2 separate regions of the Homo sapiens genome follow, and region 2 is linked to region 1. A link is an interaction called in ENCODE POLR2A ChIA-PET data of the cell type or tissue named here. Cell type or tissue: PC-9. All regions are shown on one strand. Links, peaks and the distances in the headings refer to the core of each region. The heading gives the core; the rest is flanking DNA.

Region 1 (6,415 bases), core at 953-5,952:
TCCAGAATTGTCCTGTGGGTCAAGATGAGATAGCAGATGTCATAAGAGCTTTGTAAGCTACAAAGTAGATGTATATGTGTGGGATAATAGTACACAGTTTCCTGAACTAACTCATGGAGTTCTTGAAGACATCAGATGAAACAGTAGATGGGAAAATTCTGTGAAGGGAAGAAACTCTGAGCATCTCTGAAGCAGGTGCTCTTGCTCAAGCCTTAGCATTGCGTCTGTCACAGCAGGAAGCAGGGGCTGCTTGACAAAGCAGTGCAGGGGGTTCATATTCCAAGGGGAGGTTTTATTTAGAAGAGAAATTACTTAAAATAGAAGTCAAACATTTATAGTAAATATTGGGGGGAAAAGATTTGATCAGGCCTTCATTTTGAGAAATGAAACTAAAAATTTTAAAGTATATTTATACTGTATTTAACAACATACTGCAACCATGCCCCAGTTCTTAGTTTGAACAAAGTGTTGATTTATTTTTTGTGTAATTATTTGGAGACAATGAGAATAGCAGAAAAGGACATTTTTCTCTTCTCGTTTGACTTTCCCACCAGGCTCATAAGGAAGGTCATTTTTACAAAATATTGAAGGTTTTATCTGTTTTCCTGTGGCCTTGTTTAACCCCTTGGTATCACTGAAATCCTTCTCTTTTATTATTTTATTTTTAGAGGTTCACTCTGTTGCCCAGGCTGGAGGGCAGTGGTGCAATCTTGGCTCACTGCAGTCTCCACCTCCTGGGTTCAAGCTGTTCTCCTGCCTCAACCTCCCAAGTAGCTGGGATTACAGGCATGCACCACCATGCCTGGCTAATTTTTGTATTTTTAATAGAGACAGGGTTTTGCCATATTGGCCAGGCTGGTTTCGAACTCTCGACCTCAAGTGATCCTCACCTCCCAAAGTGCTGGGATTACAGGGGTGAGCTACCATGCCAGGCCTGAAATCCTTCCCTTTTAAAGGGCCTGTTGTCTCTTCTTCTTTATCTTAATGGATTTTCTCCTTTTCAGTTGTTACCTGAGTAACTCAGCCATTCCTTGGGTGTGATTGAGTAGTTATTCAACATGACATTCACAAACTTCATGAAATCCTGCCTCTTTTAGAATATTAGTGATTTCCCTTGCAGTTGACTTGGATTGTACTTGCATTGCTTTGTCAGATGCTAAGACATCCAGCAGACCCATAAAGATGTTGACAGTAAATACTGATGGCATGGACTAGACACTAATGTTAAGTGGGGAGCAATATTTGTATAGGCATTGATTTTATTATAAGTACTCAATTCATGGGTTAATTTTTTAACTCAGCTCATAGTTTTTATATTTTGATGACTCTTATTTCTCTAAGTGATCATCTAAGTGCAGGAATCAAGATACATATCCAGTCATTGACTTTCCCCTGATTAAGAGAGCAAGCTGTGGAGTCAGAGTGGCTGGGTTAGAATCCCAGCTTCTACTTGTACAATCTGTGTGACCCTTGATAAGATAATTAAATTATTGGAGTCTCAGTCTTCCCCAGTGCGAGCCTGCGGGGACCCTGTGTGGTGAGAGAGGCTCTGTCCAACACCACCAGGGCAGGGAGAAACAACTGGCCCCATTTCATAACAGAATCAGATGGCCCAGGAGGGACCCCCAAGAGTGTTTGATTGGGATGCCCAGCCCTGGCTCTCCCTCCACCTGAAGCCCACCGAGATTAATCGGGTACCTATGTCTGATGTCGAAAGGAAGGAGAAGGGTTTGCTGAGGACTGATCTCAGCAGGTCTGAAGTTAGGCTGAAAATCTGTGTTTTGCAAGTATAAACACTGTAAGGAGATACAAGATACTTAGGAAAGCAGGGAGCAGCCCAGAGTGCGAGCCCAGTGTCACAGACTCAGAATGATCCAGGAACCATACAGGGAAACAATGCCCGCAGAAAACAGCAGCTGCAGATGTATTTCCTCCCCTGCTCAGCTCCTCCTGCCCTGCATGAGCAAGACCCTAAGACCCTCAAGAGACCCTCAGAAAATCTGTCCAGTGCCCCAACATCAGAATGAAGGCATCTGGGGAACAGGTAGAAACACAGTGCCTGACACACCGATGCCCTTAGTAGGCGTGCCTGAAATGCTTGTTGAGAAAATAAATGCATGCAGAATACAAGACTCATTTGAATACCTCCTGTTTGACTAGGAGCAGAGGAATTCAGGTGAGCCATTGTTGAGAAACCTGTATGACTAGTTAGAATTAGTTAAAAAGTAAAAGCCGGGACCTCCCAGGGCCCATGCTTGGTATGCTGTGAGTGAGATTGTTCTGTAAGTTGGTGGTGGCTTAGAAATGATTGACAGACATGTCTTATTTTTTAATGTGACAATGGATGTTTGGTTCCATGTAAAACAATTAGAGGAGGAGCCGTTTGGTTGGTGTCAGGCACTGTGTTTCGACCTGTTTCCCAGATGCCTTCATTCTGATGTTGGGGCACTGGACAGATTTTCTGAGGGTCTCTTGAGGGTCTTAGGGTCTTGCTCATGCAGGGCAGGAAGAGCTGAGCAGGGGAGGAAATACACCTGCAGCTGCTGTTTTCTGCAGGCATTGTTTCCCTGGATGGTTCCTGGATCATTCTGAGTCTGTGACACTGGGCTCACACTCTGGGCTGCTCTCCACTTTCCTAATAGGGTCCTTGGATGTCACCCCCAGACGTTGGCAATGTCCCCAGCCGACTGAGTGACAAGGGTCCTCCTCAGAGGCTAAAGCCAGCATCTCTCCAGTTCAGTTGCCCTGACTGTAGATGGGTGCTGTGTCCTGGGGCCTGGGATGCCCTGAGTTCTCGAGTTAACCGCTGTCAGTCATGTGCCCTCCAGGGCAGACCTCAAGAAGGAGGCAGTTCCAGGGATACTGCTTATTCAGCTCACCAGGCTCGCAAGGGTCTCTTCCCTACTTCCGATCCACCTTCAGTTGATCACCCTGGCCTTGCCTGGAGAGGGAATTTGAAATTCTGTGCCCTAATCCTGACTGCTTCTCTAGGATTTCTTTGGACCTTTCGTTGAGATGCTGATATTGAAGAAAAGGTCGTGTGAAGTCCATGCTCACCCTGTTAAGAAGTGTTTGTGGGTCCCCTGCTAAAGCAGAACTGAAACCCTGTTTCTGTCATTCTGTCAGCTCGTGGCCTCAACTGGGCACAGCGCTTGGGTTCCCTCTTGTACCCTCCCTCTTGGTGTAAGGGATGGCCCTGAAGAAGGTGAAGAGCAATCTATGTGATGATCTATTTCATTTATTAGCCCGAGTGAAATTGGAGGCCTCTTTTCTTTTACAGAGTCATTGTCGAGCAAGGTCAGTCCAAAAAAAAAATCCCTATATATTTATGATTATGTATCAAGAATGATTCTGTCCCCTGGGTATACTGCAGTGCTCTAAACAGTCCTGATCGCTGCCCTTGCAGAGGTCACTATCTCCAGAGAAAGAATGTAAGTCATTGTGAAGAGCTGGGAAGGAGAAGCAGATGGGCTGTGGGCTTATCAAGCTGGGATCTGCCCTGTTGGAAGGGTCAGAGGAGTCATGCTCAGGAGATGGCAGTGTGACTATTAGAGATTTCTGCTATGATAACAGAGTATTGAGCACCTGTTGTATGCAAGCACTGTGCAAACACCTGGCATACCTGAGCTCCTTTATTCCCGAGATGGGTGTTACTGGCAGCCCCATTTGACAGGTTGGGGGATGTGATGTGCACCGTTTCCTGAAGGTGGCCAAGAGAAGTGATGTGCACCGGCCACACAGCTGGCAAGTGGCAGAGCTGGTTCCTGAGCTCAGGGGACGTGACTGTGATGTGTGTGCACGGGTGTGTGCACAGGCTCAGGTAGGGTGAAGCTCAGGGAGACCCAAGCCCTCACCCTCACCCTCTCTACTGTTTTCCTGCCAAGGAGGGGCACATCCTCAGGATGTTTGCAGGCTTTATTCTGCCTGGGCAGTGACCCAGGCTCCTTTAATCCACAGCCGGATGGGAAGAGCTGCTGGCAGAGGGAAGGGCCACACATCATTGTCCCTCTCCCTGAAGCATACCTCTCAAGAAGTTCCGGGGTGGGGTGGAAGCTTGGCTGTGAGCACAGGCCTCCCTTTATCCCACCTTGACCTCAGGTGGGCCAGAGGAGAGCCACACACATTTGCCAGCTGGGGGTGCGGCCATCACAAACAAGGACTTCTCCAAGGAGGAAATACAAAGGTGCCATCCGGAAAAGATCAAGGAGTAGTTGTCCAGGCAGGGTCTGCTGGAGAAATACAAAGAAAGAAATTATCAGCCTAGGAAAGGGCCCTAGCAGAGCCATCCTGAAGGTAGCCCAGAAGGAATTTGATTGGGGTGGGGCCAGGGGTATCCAGCCCCCACACTGCAGCCTGGGATCTTTGCTTGAGGGTGTGAGAAGAAAGGGGTTTCCCTTCTGATGGAAAAGTTCCTGAGTGGTCTGAAAATTCCAAAGCTAACACATGTCAGCTGCTTTCAATATGCTAGACATAATGCCTACTGCTGTACACACGTCATCCTATAAACCTCCCCACAGCTCTGTGAGGTGGGGATGATTGTTATCCCCATTTTACATAGGAGGAAACTGAGGCACAGCAAGGTTAATACGCCCGAGATTCAAGAGCTGGCAGGTGACAGAGCGAGTTGTTGAATGGTCATGGCCGAGTCCCTTCTGTTCCCTGTGCGTCAATTTCCCCATCTCCACAATGAGATGACCAGACACAGTGATTTCTAAAAGTCCTTTCATTACCGAATTCCCATGATTGTGTCCCAGAGACCTGTAAGGTCATTCAGCCATGCAGGTGTAGGCCTCTTGGGCACGTGGGTTTCTGACACCCCCACCCAGTTCTCTTCCCACCCCTCTGACACGCCTGTTTCTCAGCAAGCCTTCTGAAATCTTTTGTATATGACACCCCCCACCTTATAACTATAGAAAGGTTTTGTTTGTTTTTTAATGCTTTCCAGCTTTGGGCTCAGGAAATCCCTTCTTTTCTTCCCTGTAAAAGATTTCTTCCTTCCATCCCACTCTCCAGGGCCTCATCCTGGCCAAGCAGCCTCACCCTCTCCTTCAGCACAGCCCTGCAGGCTGGCTCTGTCACCTTCTCATATTTACTGAGCATCTGTAACAAGGACTTGCTCAAGGGCACACAGTCGGTAAGTGGCCACGTCAAGCTGGTACCTACATTGTGGTCTGCTGTTCAGCACACAGTAGGTCCTCAGGAGTGCTTCCTTCTTTCTCCGTCATTTGACTGGCTCTCCTTCCCTTTGCTTCTGTTTGCAGATAGAAGGTAGAGTGGGGCTGGGAGTGGGGTTGGCTGCCGTGGGCCACTGGGCGGGAGGCTCACAGCCCTTCCTGTTTTTGGAAGAATTGGTCTGGAGCAGCAGCTCCACCAACCCCAGTTCTGTGACCAACAGCGGCCTCTTAAGTAACCGTTTGTTTCCTCAAAATAACACTCCACCTTTCACCTAGCAAGAAGGATGGTTATCTGCATGGGTGCCATCTTTCTGGGCCCTCCAAATGCGGACAGCTCACCTTTGCTGCTAAAAACACCTGCTTCACCTCCCAGCTCCAGGTCATTCCTCTGAGATCTTATGGAAAAGCTCTCAGCTAAATTGGACATTAAATACTAGAGGAATGGATTGGTTCACATACTGGGAAAGTCCAGAGGTCACTGTTCAATGCAGGGCTCCAGTTGTATCATCAGGTCTTAGTTTCTCTCCTCCTGACTCTGCCTGCTGCTGTATCGGCTTCGTTCTCAGTTTGCACATGATGATCTTCTAGGATTGAAGAAAAATGCAAAAAGAGGTCTCTCTTATTCATGGCTCAGATGGAAGTCCTGAGGTTGACTTTTACTAGTCCATAGTGGGTTGTGCAGGAATGATTTAAAATCAACTGCTCACCAAAGCACGTGGATGGAGAATCTTTAGAGAGGTGGGTTCCTCAGGAAATTTGCAATGCTGTCACCAAAAGAGGCAGAAATGGGTGCTTGGTGGCAGAAATCCAACAACTGTTCTCCATCCCTTCCTCTGCTGGTCCCCAGGTCACAGTCCAGGAGGCTATTTGGCGTGGGTCACGAGGGTGCTTGGACTGAAGTTGAGCATGCCTCTTCTGGACTGGCTCTCCCTTGGCTCCCTACTCTTAAACATTGTTCTGTTTTTCTCCACCCCAACATAAAGGGCATCTGGCCAAGGGCAGGACAGGAGGAAAAGGACGTGGAAGAAAGCCTATTGTTATCATGATCATTCACTCATTCATTCATTCATTCTTCTGCTCAACTATGTGCTTAATAAATGTTTATTGAGCATCTAAGACATTGCAAACAATGAGCTAAATGAGGGTTTCCAAAACTTCAGTCACTGGTGCACCCTCTTCCCAATTTTTGCCAATAGAAGTAAAATGATGTTACCAATTCCCAGCTAGAGGCTGGGCGCGGT
Region 2 (6,415 bases), core at 967-5,966, 85 kb before region 1:
TGGTGGCGCATGCCTGTAATCCCAGCTACTTGGGAGGCTGAGGCAGGAGAATTGCTTGAACCTGGGAGGCGGAGTTTGCAGTGAGCTGAGATTGCGCCACCGCACTCCAGCCTGGGCAACAGAGCAAGACTCCATCTCAAAAAAAAAGAGAGTAGGAAGGCTGGAGAAAGCCTCTCATGGTCCAGAGGACTCTGCTTTCCATCTGTGTCCAGCTCTTGGAAACCCCTTTCCATAGTGAGCCAGCCTCAGTGCAGTGGCCCCAGTCCAAAAGGCCTGCACAACAGTAAGAATCATCACTTATCCCTCCAGTCCATCCTGTATATCCAGCCTCTAAACACACTGCGTGGCCTGTGATAGATGCTCCCTTAAACACTTGCTAAATAAAGGAGTTGATATTTATTGAGCAGTTAATGTGCCAGGCACTGCGAAAAGCCTTTTATGTGGATTTTCTCCTTTGATCCTCATAACAACCCAATGAGACCGACACAATTATTATCCCAATTCATATCTGAGGAACCTAAGGCTCAGAGTGGGGCTGGGACTTGCCCAAGGTCACACAGCCAGGGGATTCGAAGCTAGATCTGTCTTACTTGAGCAAGGGTCTTCTTAATCACCACATGGTGGTTATCAACTGACCAAGTTTGATATCTGCTTCCTAAAACCCATGTATGGAAGCCCTGGGTCTGGACTCAGGAGACAGTCATAAGCTCTTCCTCCCTCCCCTTTGGGCCCTACACCCAACCACCCATTTTATTTTGTTCTCTCTTTAAGCTCTGCTGCTGCTCTCCATCCATCATGATTTCAGAAACCTTTATTTTTGTTTTCCACCATAGATGTGAAAAGCTGGCTTGTGATGTTTGGATTTCAGCTTAGCAACATCATTCCTGGCTTCCCGAGAGCCAAAATGTATTTCGTGCCTCCTCCCTATGAATTGTCAGAGAGTCAAGCAAGTGAGAATGGACAGGTAAGCAGAGGTTCCTGCCAAGAATCCAAATGATTGTCATCATTCCCTTTTGCAAACAGAACCTCATGGGAGCCAGGGGCATGTCAGCGCAGGAAAACATTGGAGCTGGGTATAAAAGGTGCAGGACACATTGAGACTTCCCAGGAAAGCGAATGTCAGTGCTGTCGCCTGTCTGGCACAGCACATATTTCTTCCCAACTTCGATTATTGCCTTAATTGTGGTATCATTATCTGTTCAGTAGAATACCTTTGAGTCACTCCTTGATTAACAACAGCACAGAGAAATCTAGCAGCAACCTACCATCTGCACTGCCTATAAGATCATAACCCTTTCAGCTTTTATGGGATGTCATAAAACTGTGGTTTGCAGTTTCTGTCCCATTAAAGAACATTTTTATGCCCCACATAAAACCTCGGCGCTTTATGGCCAAGCATATACAGATTGAGTTTTCAGAACATAATTTGTGCTTGGGTCTTTCTGCGATGACCGAGGGGTGGTCAGTTTCCATCTGGGTGCAGCTGAGACCTCTGCTACAATCAGATGGGAGGCGTTCAGATAACCCCTGCTACAGAACCGGCGCTCAGCACTATCAAAGTCTGAAAGGTCTCAGCTGCTCTGAATAATTGTCCAGATTGTGTAACTATAGAGAGGCAAGGAGGAGCTGCTGGGTAATTGAGAACAGCGTTCACTCAGTCCTGCCCCTTGGGGACCACTCAGTGGATGAATAGCCATCATTTCTCTCATTTATCTAAGTGCCGTTACCTCCCAAACGCAGCCTCTCCCATTATCCCAGCCTGTCCCCCAACCACCAATTGAGACAAGTTGTAATTTGCGAGTGGAGAACTCAAGGCCAAGGAGATAATGGTGATTTCATCCCCTGCAGAACCAGGGCGAGGATCCAAAACAACTGCCTCAAAGCCAGGGGATATTCCCTCTGGCCCTCAAAGCCTGACTCTCTCAGCCTGGTGCTTCTCAAATGTTCATATGCACACAGATCACCCAAGGCATCTTGTTCACACGTAGCCTCTGACTCAGTAGTTCTGGAGTGAGGCCTGAGATTCTGCTTTTTGAACAGGGCAGGTCCCAGTGATTCCTCTGCTGCTGGCTATACTTTGAGTGGCAAGGTCTTAACCCAAGGAAGTTAATGAATATCCAAGTCATTGGCCTCCAGGAAATCTAGCTTACAGTGGTGGGGTTCGAGGCTGTTCAAATCAACATCCTGCCCTTCGCATCAGGACATTCCTGGGTCTAAAGCGGGCAAGGCAGTTGCCAACCATCAGAGTACAGAACAGGGCACTTCCCGAGTGGTGGCATGACCCGGTAAGTGTGTAGGTCCAGGTGCCCATGCCAGCAAAGGGTGAACCTCCTTTACCATTTTTTTAGTTAGTGGCAATTGCAAGATGGACAGACCACACCATCAGAGCATTAGTAATCAACCAGCCATCCATAGTTCAGAGCACTGGTAATCAACCAGCCAACCATAGTTCCAAAAGGTAGGACTCCCAACAGCTCAGATCTGGATAGACCCAACACTAGTTCTTGCAGGAGAGTTCCAAGCCTTTCTCTTTGTGACTCTTTTTGAGAGAGCTGCCCAGCTCATCTTCTCAGCTTTCTCTGTTTTCTTATCCCCACAGCTCATTACAGGTGTCCAACAGACAACAGAGAGACATAACCAGGCCTTCATGGCTCTGGAAGGACAGGTCATTACTAAAAAGCTCCACGCCAGCATCCGAGAGAAAGCAGGTCACTGGTTTGCCACCACCACGCCCATCATTGGCAAAGGCATCATGTTTGCCATCAAAGAAGGGCGGGTGACCACGGGCGTGTCCAGCATCGCCAGCGAAGATAGCCGCAAGGTGGCATCTGTGCTGAACAACGCCTACTACCTGGACAAGATGCACTACAGCATCGAGGGCAAGGACACCCACTACTTTGTGAAGATTGGCTCAGCCGATGGCGACCTGGTCACACTAGGCACCACCATCGGCCGCAAGGTGCTAGAGAGCGGGGTGAACGTGACCGTGTCCCAGCCCACGCTGCTGGTCAACGGCAGGACTCGAAGGTTCACGAACATTGAGTTCCAGTACTCCACGCTGCTGCTCAGCATCCGCTATGGCCTCACCCCCGACACCCTGGACGAAGAGAAGGCCCGCGTCCTGGACCAGGCGAGACAGAGGGCCCTGGGCACGGCCTGGGCCAAGGAGCAGCAGAAAGCCAGGGACGGGAGAGAGGGGAGCCGCCTGTGGACTGAGGGCGAGAAGCAGCAGCTTCTGAGCACCGGGCGCGTGCAAGGGTACGAGGGATATTACGTGCTTCCCGTGGAGCAATACCCAGAGCTTGCAGACAGTAGCAGCAACATCCAGTTTTTAAGACAGAATGAGATGGGAAAGAGGTAACAAAATAATCTGCTGCCATTCCTTGTCTGAATGGCTCAGCAGGAGTAACTGTTATCTCCTCTCCTAAGGAGATGAAGACCTAACAGGGGCACTGCGGCTGGGCTGCTTTAGGAGACCAAGTGGCAAGAAAGCTCACATTTTTTGAGTTCAAATGCTACTGTCCAAGCGAGAAGTCCCTCATCCTGAAGTAGACTAAAGCCCGGCTGAAAATTCCGAGGAAAACAAAACAAACGAATGAATGAACAGACACACACAATGTTCCAAGTTCCCCTAAAATATGACCCACTTGTTCTGGGTCTACGCAGAAAAGAGACGCAAAGTGTCCAAAAGGAACAAAAGAACAAAAACGAATAAGCAAAGAAGAAAACAAACAAAAACAAAACAAAACAAACACACGGACCAATAAACAAAGAAGCGAAGATAAGAAAGAAGGCCTCATATCCAATTACCTCACTCATTCACATGTGAGCGACACGCAGACATCCGCGAGGGCCAGCGTCACCAGACCAGCTGCGGGACAAACCACTCAGACTGCTTGTAGGACAAATACTTCTGACATTTTCGTTTAAGCAAATACAGGTGCATTTAAAACACGACTTTGGGGGTGATTTGTGTGTAGCGCCTGGGGAGGGGGGATAAAAGAGGAGGAGTGAGCACTGGAAATACTTTTTAAAGAAAAAAAAACATGAGGGAATAAAAGAAATTCCTATCAAAAATCAAAGTGAAATAATACCATCCAGCACTTAACTCTCAGGTCCCAACTAAGTCTGGCCTGAGCTAATTTATTTGAGCGCAGAGTGTAAAATTTAATTCAAAATGGTGGCTATAATCACTACAGATAAATTTCATACTCTTTTGTCTTTGGAGATTCCATTGTGGACAGTAATACGCAGTTACAGGGTGTAGTCTGTTTAGATTCCGTAGTTCGTGGGTATCAGTTTCGGTAGAGGTGCAGCATCGTGACACTTTTGCTAACAGGTACCACTTCTGATCACCCTGTACATACATGAGCCGAAAGGCACAATCACTGTTTCAGATTTAAAATTATTAGTGTGTTTGTTTGGTCCAGAAACTGAGACAATCACATGACAGTCACCACGAGGAGAGAAAATTTAAAAAATAAAAATAAAAACAAAAAAAATTTTAAAAATTAAAAAAACAAAAATAAAGTCTAATAAGAACTTTGGTACAGGAACTTTTTTGTAATATACATGTATGAATTGTTCATCGAGTTTTTATATTAATTTTAATTTGCTGCTAAGCAAAGACTAGGGACAGGCAAAGATAATTTATGGCAAAGTGTTTAAATTGTTTATACATAAATAAAGTCTCTAAAACTCCTGTGGACACTGGTCTTGTGTGGAAATGATTTGAGATGAGAAAAAGGCAAGCGTTACTGGAGAAAAAGAGGAGCTGCCCAAACGTGTGGAGGCTGAGCTGGTATTTTGAACACCTGGGGGAGCTTTTTTCTTTTCTTTTTTTTTTTTTTGTGAGACAGAGTCTCACTCTGTTGCCCAGGCTGGAGTGCAATGGCATGATCTCGGCTCACTGCAACCTCCACCTCCTGGGTTCAAGCAATTCTCCTGCCTCAGCCTCCCGAGTAGCTGGGATTACAGGTGCACCACCACACCTGGCTAATTTTTGTATTTTTAGTAGAGCCAGGGTTTCACCATGTTGGCCAGGCTGGTCTCGAACTCCCGACCTCAGGTGATCCACCTGCCTCAATCTCCCAAAGTGCTGGGATTACAGGCGTGAGCCACGGTGCCCTGCCTGGAGGAGCTTTTGTTAGAGGTATCTTAGTGCTCCCCAATTCTAGAGCTAACTCTGCCTGCATCTGCAGCCTTTTCTCTGCATGGAGCAGAGGTGGACAGTCTGCATGTGGTGTGGGTGGGCAGTGAGGACCCTCAGAGCCTCCCCAAGCATGGACAGATCCCTCTAGCCTTCCTGGGACATTCAGGCTCCTCCCTGCAACCACATTCTAGTTCTGAGAGATGCTGGCAGAAATTAAAGGGGAGCATTCACTACACCGGGAGACGCGTGCACGCGCATGTGTGTGTGTGTGTGCTTTCATATTTCTTTCCAGACTACATCAACTTACCCCAAATCTTGCCTATTTGGGACAACCCAATAAGAAAAGCACTGCTGGTTTGGATAACTTTTGTTTTACATCACTCCTAAAGTTAGAATAATACTATCATTAATTGCTAACATTTATTGGTGCTTACTTGGTGCCCAGCATAGTGCTAAGGGCTCTGCATGCAATATTTTAGTTCGTCCTCACGTTTCATTCATTCAATGACATTTTCTTGAGAGCTTCCCTCGTGCCAGGGGGAAGTTCTGGGCTAAGTTCTGGGTAAGAGAGGTGAGTAGACACCCATGGGCCCTTGCCTCATGAAACTATGGGCAGGAGTGGACAGACAGTAGGAAAAGCATGGCATCAAGAAGTGAAAATGGGCTGGGGGTGGTGGCTCATGCCTGTAATCCCAGCACTTTGGGATGCCAAGGCGGGCGGACCACTTGAGTTCAGGAGTTCAAGACTAGCCTGGCCAACATGGCAAAACCCCATCTCTACTAAAAATACAAAAATTAGCCGGGCATGGTGGCACATGCCTATAATCCCAGCTAATCGGGAGGCTGAGGCAGGAGAATTGCTTGAACCTGGGAGGCGAAGGTTGCAGGTAGCCAAGATCGTGCCACTGTACTCCAGCCTGGGCAACAAGAGCAAAACTCCGTGTCAAAAAAAAAAAAAAAGAAGGACACAGAAGGTGGGTGGTTAGGCCCGAGCACAGGAGAGGATGGCAGGGTTCACAAGACACAGTTAGAGGTTCGATTTTTTTTTTTATGTGCAAAGCAATAAAGTTGTGAGTTTTGATTTCATAAAAAGTGCTGTGGCTGCAGTGTGGAGGACAGGGAGGGGAAGCCAATGTGGTCACCTAGGTGAGATGAAGGAGGAGGCCAAGAAAGCCATCAACCTAAGCTAAAGCTAGTTTTTAAAAAATTGACTGGATGCATGCCCCGGATGAGCTCCTAGTATCTTTCACTTTGGAGGTGAGA

The links. Peaks named below come from ENCODE experiments on the same cell type or tissue, not always from the same donor. Only the 100,000 strongest peaks of a DNase experiment are listed, where the experiment ranks them.
Region 2: POLR2A ChIA-PET joins it to region 1 with 5 read pairs; 2 of 35 experiments call an interaction of 5 or more read pairs at or near these places.

Annotation. Positions count from the first base shown.
Region 1 is chr5:168,344,462-168,350,876 of GRCh38, forward strand. The region is part of intron 1 of WWC1 (WW and C2 domain containing 1); the gene reads left to right. It overlaps LOC124901129 (a long non-coding RNA gene), which reads right to left. Exons shown (of 3, transcript XR_007059039.1): 2 at 5,882-5,938; 3 at 5,683-5,758. Among named protein-coding and RNA genes, the nearest start is that of WWC1, 56 kb to the left of the region's middle. RefSeq lists a silencer at 3,162-3,211. In PC-9, for the core only: a CTCF peak has its summit at 3,689; DNase peaks (open chromatin) are centred at 2,180 and 3,650; H3K4me3 peaks cover 765 bases; H3K27ac peaks cover 4,077 bases.
Region 2 is chr5:168,259,450-168,265,864 of GRCh38, forward strand. It overlaps TENM2 (teneurin transmembrane protein 2), which reads left to right. Exons shown (of 31, transcript NM_001395460.1): 30 at 834-964; 31 at 2,600-4,708. The coding sequence ends at 3,361. Among named protein-coding and RNA genes, the nearest start is that of WWC1, 29 kb to the right of the region's middle. In PC-9, for the core only: no CTCF peak of the experiment used is centred there; no DNase peak of the experiment used is centred there.